Regions from separate parts of the Homo sapiens genome. Here all the other regions are linked to region 1. A link is a loop called in an ENCODE intact Hi-C map of the cell type or tissue named here. Cell type or tissue: CD14-positive monocyte. All regions are shown on one strand.

Region 1 (2,500 bases):
ACACTGAAAGTTCAAAGGATACAATTTTGGAAACTGATCCAATCTTAGAAAGAAATATGACAATTCGCCAAGGCATAGAACAAGATGCTCCCTCTGTATCATTAGTTAAACAAGAAGCTGGCAAGCATGGTTCAGGCTATTCTTGATAGTTTTTACACAAAGAAATACAACACACACACACACACATATTTTTTCTTAGGGTCTCACTCCTGTCGCCTATGCTGGAGTATAGTGGCACAATCACAGCTGACTGCAGCCTCAACCTCCTGGGCTCAAGTGGTCCTCCCACTTCAGCCTCCTTGGTAGCTGGGACTACAGGCATGCACCACCATGCCTGGCTAGTTTTTATAGAGACAGGGTTTCACTATGCTGCCCAGGCTGGTCTCAAACTCCTGAGCTCAAGTGATCCTCCCTCCTTGGCCTCCCAAAGTGTTGGGATTACAGGCGTGAGCCACTGCTCCCAGCCTACAGTTATATTTTCAATGTTTCTAATGTTCTAAATTGAAGTATAAGAAAGAGATGTTAGTTTTACCTAGTTTTTCATTTCCTTAAACATTTATAGCCAACAGTAAGAGAGTTTTAGTGTTTTGACAGAAGATTGTTAAAGGTCACAGAATAATCTTATTTTATCCTGTTGGTGATTGAGATCTTTTTGTACACTTTCAGTTTGCACGGTCATTCTTACAGTCCACATGAATGTGCAAAGTGAGATTGGCTGTGTTATTTGTATCATCATCATCAGCATCATCATGTTCTCCACCAGGCAAGTGGGGTAAACACCCAGGATGCAAGGCCAGGGGTTGAACTCTTTTTGACTCCCTTTTCTTTTTTCTTTCTTTTTTTTTTTTAATTTTTATTTTTGTATTTTGAGACAGGGTCTTGCTCTGTCGCCCAGGCTGGAGTGCAGTGGTGCGATCTCAGCTCACTGCAACCTCTGCCTTCCAGGTTCAAGCGTTTCTCCTGCCTCAACCTCCTGAGTAGCTGGGATTACAGGTGCCCGCCACCACCCCTAGCTAATTTTTGTATTTTCAGTAGAGACAAGGTTTCACCATGTTGGCCAGGTTGGTCTTGAACTCCCGACCTCAGGTGATCCACTCAGCCTCCCAGAGTGTTGGGTTTACAGGCGTGAGGCACTGCGACAGGCCCTCCTTTTCTGACCCTGGGCAAAAAGGCCCCTGCAAAGTTCCAGGCCAAGGCCCTCTCAGCCCTGGCCAACATTGTCCTCTCTCTGCAGAGGCTGGGATACTCTACAGTCCCAGGAAGCTTCCAAAAAGGAGAGCTCAGTTTACAACCAATAAAAATAACTCAGGGGTGACAAACAGCTCCAGGGCCCCAGGGGACGCTCTTATGCAATCTGCCTTGATTTCACAAGCCCTACATGGAGCTGTCAGCAGAGGCAGACTGAGATGCACGCCCTGGCTGACACCACAGGGCAAGGCCCCTCTGGCTGCAATGACTGGGAACAGTGACTTTGGCTGTGACTGGAGGTGGCTCATTTACAACAGAAGACATGCAAAAATAGCGCAGCTGATGGATTGGTTGGTTGTTGGTTGACTGACTGATTTAAATACATAGTATTTCTTTTTCTTTTTAGGCAAAGTATACTAACAATGGATGATCTCAGTAGAAAATTCAGAGTATGCATAGGCCAAAAGGAAACAAATAAAAACTACCAGCTGGGCGTGATGGTTCACACCTGTGATCCCAGGATTTTGGGAGGCCGAAGCGGGAGGATTGCTTGAGCCCAGATGTTTGAGACCAGATTGGGCAATATAGGGAGACCTCAGCTCTACAAAACACAAAAAAATTAGCTGGGCATGGTGGTGCACACCTATGGTCCTAGCTACTTGAGAGGCTGAGCCTGGAGGATCACTTGAACCTGGTAGGTCAAGGCTGCAGTGAGCTATGATTATGCCACCACACTCCAGCCTGGGCAATAGAGCAAGACCCTGTCTCTAAACACAATAAAATACAAACTACCCATAGTCCAACTACCGAGAGAGCACCACTGTTACTTTCAGCCTTTCAGGCTTTTCTAGAAGCCAAAAGCATATAGTGCCGAGCTTCAGACTCTGATGCCAGACCACCTGAGTTCCACTCCTAGGCTGCTTAACATCTCTTGCACCATCTTCCCATCAGTGAAATGGGAATATCAATCACAGCCTTTATTACTTTGTTGTATGGTTAGGGATTTTCTGTTTTTTACTGTGAAAGAGGTCAAGAGGAAGAGCCTTGTGGTTAAGTCTTTGTGTACATTCTTTTCTTTTTCTTTCTTTCTTCTTTTTTTTTGAAATGGTGTCTCACTCTGTCGCCCAGGCTGACATGCAATGGCGCCATCATGGCTCACTGCAGCCTCAAGCTCCTGGGCTCAAGCAGTCTCCCTACCTCAGCCTCTCATGTAGCTGAGACTACAGGTATGTAGTCTCACACTTGGCTAATTTTTAAAATTTTTGTAGAGATGGGGTCTCACAAGTTTACCTAGGCTGGTCTTGAACTTCTG
Region 2 (2,500 bases), 130 kb before region 1:
AATCATTCCCTTTTCCTAATTTCCATTTTATAGTCCACCCTATTTTGTTCTAGCGCAAAAAAAAAAAAAATTCAGACTTTCTACATTTACAACTACCTTCCCATTCTGCAAAAAAATCCCTTAAGACAAAAAGAAAGTAGGTCAACAATAGATTACCTTAAAAGCTTCAAATATAGAACTAATGGTCTTCAATAGGAATTATGTACTAATGGGTGTACTAGTGTCTCAATTCAGCAAGAATTTGAGATTATCACCCAATTATCCATAGTCAGGAAGATTCTAAGCAAATAAAACATGAAAGTGGAGCATACATATCTAAGAACTAGAGATCACTCCCTCATATCAAAGAGCACATATTTAAATCTAGTTAAAGGGCACAAAATCACTTTCTCCATATTAACTCAATAGAGAAAAATAAATGTCTACTTAACATCCAGAAATTATGTCTTCTCACAAGAATGAGTTCACATACCATAGGGTGCACTGTTACACTTTTCAAAAAGGCAGATTTAACACACTTTTAACTGAATGATTAACTGAGTGAATATATAAAAAGTCACCCAGAAATGTGATGGACAGCATAAGAAAATAGTTTTGAGTCAGAAAGGCACAGGCAGGCATGCACTTAATGCAGCAGCTACAAATCTCACAGCAGTTAGAATAAGAAACTTATACAATGACCCATATCATATATACACAATGGCATTTTTCACACGTTAGGAAAAGGGAATGGATGCTGAAAAATTAATTTAAGAAATTTGATTCCGTGCAGTAAAAAATCAGAAAATAAGTAAAAGACTAGCAGAAATCTTAAAGTGTCTGATTGATTGCACAATCAACTTTTGGTAAGCCATAATGAACACCTCAAGGTAATGGAAACTGGGTGGGTATTACCACGGTACAGAACTTAATCTCTTATTTCAATCTAACTAATGAGAGTATCTAGGTAAATTCTTTATAAATACTTTTCTCTGCAAAAAAAAACAAAACAAAAAAAAAAAAAACCCTGCAGGCCAAAAGAAAAAAATGCATGCTATTATTAAACCATAAAGCGTTCTTATAAAAAAACATGATTTTGAACAAGTGATTACATCTCCTTCAGAAATAACTATGATATACAATGTACTTTGGGCAACATATTTTTAATATTCCAGGTTGCTACTGCTGTATAGCATTTTCAAAAAAAAAAAATCTCAATTTGGAATCAGAAAAATGTACAAGTCAGCAGTTTAATTAATTTACATTTCTTCAATAGCACCTTATCCACACTCCACGTACAAGAGAATGAAGACATTCTACGTTCCTTTAAAAAAAAAAATCAACTAAGCATTTCTATGGTTCTCTAGTTCAAAGTTGCTACTTAAAAAATAATTCTTTTTAAAAAAGCATATTCAAAAATCAATCCCTTGGTTTAAAGAGGTTTAGGGGAGAAATATCTCAAACACAAACCTTTAGTCATTCAAAATCAAAGTACAGAATCCTCTCCTACAAAATTGCTTCTCCAAAAGAATCTCAAGCATTTTATCTCTGTAACGTTATCATCCTTACTTAAGCTTTAAAAAAAAAAAAAAAAGATAAAAGAAATGATATACCCTAAAGACTGGCTATACATATACTTTCATTTGTCTACAGAATCCGTATATACACAGCCATTACCAGTCAGCATAATATATGATAATTTGGGAGATCGCTCTACTTGGTTATTTTAATTACCTGTAAGTGTCAATGTGGTCACCAGTAACCACACAAAAACCATTTTAAATACCCCTTGATCAATATGTTTGCTAATCTATGGAAGTCCCTGAACCTGACTGATACTAAATGATAAGACTGAGGAGGGAAAAAGTTGAGGCAAAAGGGGGTTTTACTCCCACATACCAAAAAATCAAGGGAAAATTATCACAATACTAAGAGAAAGAATTCCAACTTATAAATGAATTTTAAGATTAAATATCTGGATTAAAATATTTCATTTAAAAAAATTTACCTGATTTTACTAGAGTGGGAGCAATGATACTATGTCTTTGTAGGTAAAAATCACGTGTTGATTTTTTGGTCTGCATTGTAACACATTTAATAAAGTAACACTTTCATTTGAAAAGTTGGCGAGAATTTGCATTTCTCCATTAGTCTCATAGCAAAAAGGCATCTATGCCACCCATAATTAAATGTAACTAATTACAATTTGAACACTAAATTATTTATCCAGTGTAAACAAGGATTAAGAGGGAAATAATGCTTCTATCTACAGCGGGGGTTACAGAAAATAATTTCCAAAATGCATGCTCTCCAAAAGGGACTCACCTCCCCCCCAAAAAAAACAGGGTACACAACTTAAAACAAGTTGGGTGTTTTTAAGGCTAAATTAAATAAACCGTTCAGCCAATTTTCCAATTATATTCTACGCTTGAAACGTAATTGCCTTACATCTGTTTACAAATCTTTGCTCAATATTTAAACAAATTCGTACTCTCCTGGGCACATAGCTATACATACAGTA
Region 3 (2,500 bases), 70 kb before region 1:
GAGACAGGGTTTCACCATGTTGGCCAGGCTGGTTTCCAACTCTTGACCTCAAGTGATCCACCTGTTTCAGCCTCCCAAAGTGATGGGCTCAGGTGTGAGCCACTGAGCCTGGCCAAATTTTTTTAGTAATATATATACATACATATATACACATATATACTATATATATACACACACACATATACAATATATATATACACATATATATGTATTTTTTTTTAGATGGAGTCTCGCTCTGTTGCTCAGGCTGGAGTACAGTGATGTGATCTCGGCTCACTGTAACCTCTGCCTCCTGGGTTCAAGTGACTCTCCTGCCTCAGTCTCCTGAGTAGCTGGGATTACAGGCGCACGCCACCATGCCCGGCTAATTTTTGTATTTTTAGTAGAGACGGGGTTTCACCATTTTGGTCAGGCTGGTCTCGAACTCCTGATCTCGTGATCCACCCTTCTTGGCCTCCCAAAGTGCTGGGATTACAGGCGTGAGCCACCACGCCTGGCTTAGTATTATATTAATGCTGCAGTGAACCACCTTGGAGAAATATTTTCCAATACAACTCTGATTATGTTCTTACCACAAATTCCTAGAATTACTGGATCAAAAAGATTTTGTATATTTAGTATTTAATAGCTATTGCCAAATTGTTCTTTAGAAAGGCAGACCCAATGTGCAATCCTAAGATAACTTGCCTCCTTCCCTCCCTTTCTTCCTTCCTTTCTTCCTTCCATTCTCTTTCTTGAGACAGGGTCTCGCTATATTGCCCAAGTTGGCTTTGAACTCCCATCTCAGGAGATCCTCTCTTCTCAGCCTCCCGAGTAGCTGGGACTCCAGGCATGCACCACCGTGCCTGGTGAAACTATGAATTTCTACTTTCCCACTCGGACCCGTTATGCCTCTTCTTCAGAGATGACTAATCATGAGCTAATTGTGCCTCTCATCTCCTGCAATGGGGAATAGAGTCCCTTTCAACATATAAATCATTCAGTAGTATTCAAATGGTTTAATGCAAATGCAGTGGTAAAAAAAAAAATTGCTCAGTGATAATTTGCATCCCAACCATCATCACTGTCTGCATTAGGAGAATTTATAATCATTTTTCCCCAACCTTTGTGACTGAACCAATGTCCTGAGTATAGGATTATAGTCAGCACCATCAAGATAACTCTGGGTATGGGCCAGGCGCGGTGGCTCACGCCTGTAATCCCAGCACTTTGGGAGGTCAAGGTGGGCGGATCTCAAGGTCAGGAGATTGAGACCATCCTGGCTAACATACTGAAACCCTGTCTCTACTAAAAATACAAAAAAAATTAGCCAGGCGTGGAGGCAGGCACCTGTAGTCCCAGCTACTCGGGAGGCTGAGGTAGGAGAATGGCGTGGACCCGGGAGGTGGTGCTTGCAGTGAGCCGAGATCACACCACTATACTCCAGCCTGGGCAACAGAGGGAGACTCCGTCTCAAACAAACAAAAAAAAGATAACTCTGGGTATGAATCTGTTGCTAGTGGGAGTGATGTGATGGCTTCAGTAAAGGATGATGACGTGGCTGATCTGCTGCAATGACCCCTCTGACTGTAGGTGGTTATGTTGACATGGAGTCCGTCACACCCAACTTCCCTTTGTATGGGAACTCCCCTGCCTGCGGTGCTCTGCTTAGAGGAGCCACGGTCAGCTGTTTTCTGTCTAATTGGACTGGGCTCATGACCTACCGTGTAGTCAGACTCAAAACACAAGAGAATCAGACCTCTCTGAGAAATTTATTTATTAATTCATTTACTTTTGAGACAGAGTCTCGCTGTCTCACCCAGGCTGGAGTGCAGTGGCACGGTCATGGCTCACGGAAGCCTCAACCTCCTGGGCCCAATTGACCTTCCCACCTTAGCCTCTCGAGTAGCTGGAACCACAGGCATGCACCACCACGCCTGGCTAATTTTTGTATTTTTTTTTGTAGAGACGGAGTTTCAACATGTTACCCAGGCTGGTCTTGAACTCCTGGCCTCAAGTGATCTGCCTGCCTTAGCCTCAGCCTCTCAAAGTGCTGGGATTACAGGCATGAGCCACCACATCCGGCCTCTTTCAGAAATTTAAACTTGAAGAACTGAAACAATCGAAGGCAAGCAGGGGGTAGCTGAATCCAGTAGTGGAAAGGGGGAAATTGAAGGGCAGATTCCGTAGTCTAAGAGTTCGTGACTCTATGTCAAGCACAGGCTTGGCCCACTGTTGATGTTCAATACGTATTTGTTGTTGAATGAATGAGCGGAAGGATTTGATGATAGCCGACCTCTCTCTTCTTTCTCCGTCCAGGGTGCCTCCCCCTTCTGGTAGCAGCATCCCCATTCCTTTGGGAGCCTGCCTAGAATGTTAATTCTAGCTGGGGGAATTCTAATTGCAATTCTAAAATGTAATTCTAGCAAGGGGAAGGCAGGTTCCCGAAGAAATGGGAAACAGGTTCACTCCATATGGATTGACACTGCCTACCTGAACCACCTGAATTAAGAAGTGTGGT

The links. Peaks named below come from ENCODE experiments on the same cell type or tissue, not always from the same donor. Only the 100,000 strongest peaks of a DNase experiment are listed, where the experiment ranks them.
Region 2: a loop joins it to region 1, with 2.2 times the contacts of the local background. A loop is called at or near these places in 11 of 110 quality-filtered maps.
Region 3: it touches region 1 in a loop (2.1-fold over the local background); 4 of 110 quality-filtered maps call a loop at or near these places.

The regions. Positions count from the first base shown.
Region 1 is chr12:116,405,385-116,407,884 of GRCh38, forward strand. No RefSeq gene overlaps it. Among named protein-coding and RNA genes, the nearest start is that of MIR4472-2, 22 kb to the right of the region's middle. In CD14-positive monocyte, no CTCF peak of the experiment used is centred here; DNase peaks (open chromatin) are centred at 737 and 1,387; H3K27ac peaks cover 2,500 bases.
Region 2 is chr12:116,273,435-116,275,934 of GRCh38, forward strand. All of the region lies in intron 1 of MED13L (mediator complex subunit 13L), which reads right to left. Among named protein-coding and RNA genes, the nearest start is that of MED13L, 3.0 kb to the right of the region's middle. In CD14-positive monocyte, CTCF peaks have their summits at 968 and 1,222; no DNase peak of the experiment used is centred here; H3K4me3 peaks cover 2,500 bases; H3K27ac peaks cover 1,104 bases.
Region 3 is chr12:116,335,281-116,337,780 of GRCh38, forward strand. No RefSeq gene overlaps it. Among named protein-coding and RNA genes, the nearest start is that of MED13L, 59 kb to the left of the region's middle. RefSeq lists an enhancer at 1,892-1,941. In CD14-positive monocyte, a CTCF peak has its summit at 1,456; DNase peaks (open chromatin) are centred at 931 and 1,601; H3K27ac peaks cover 1,645 bases.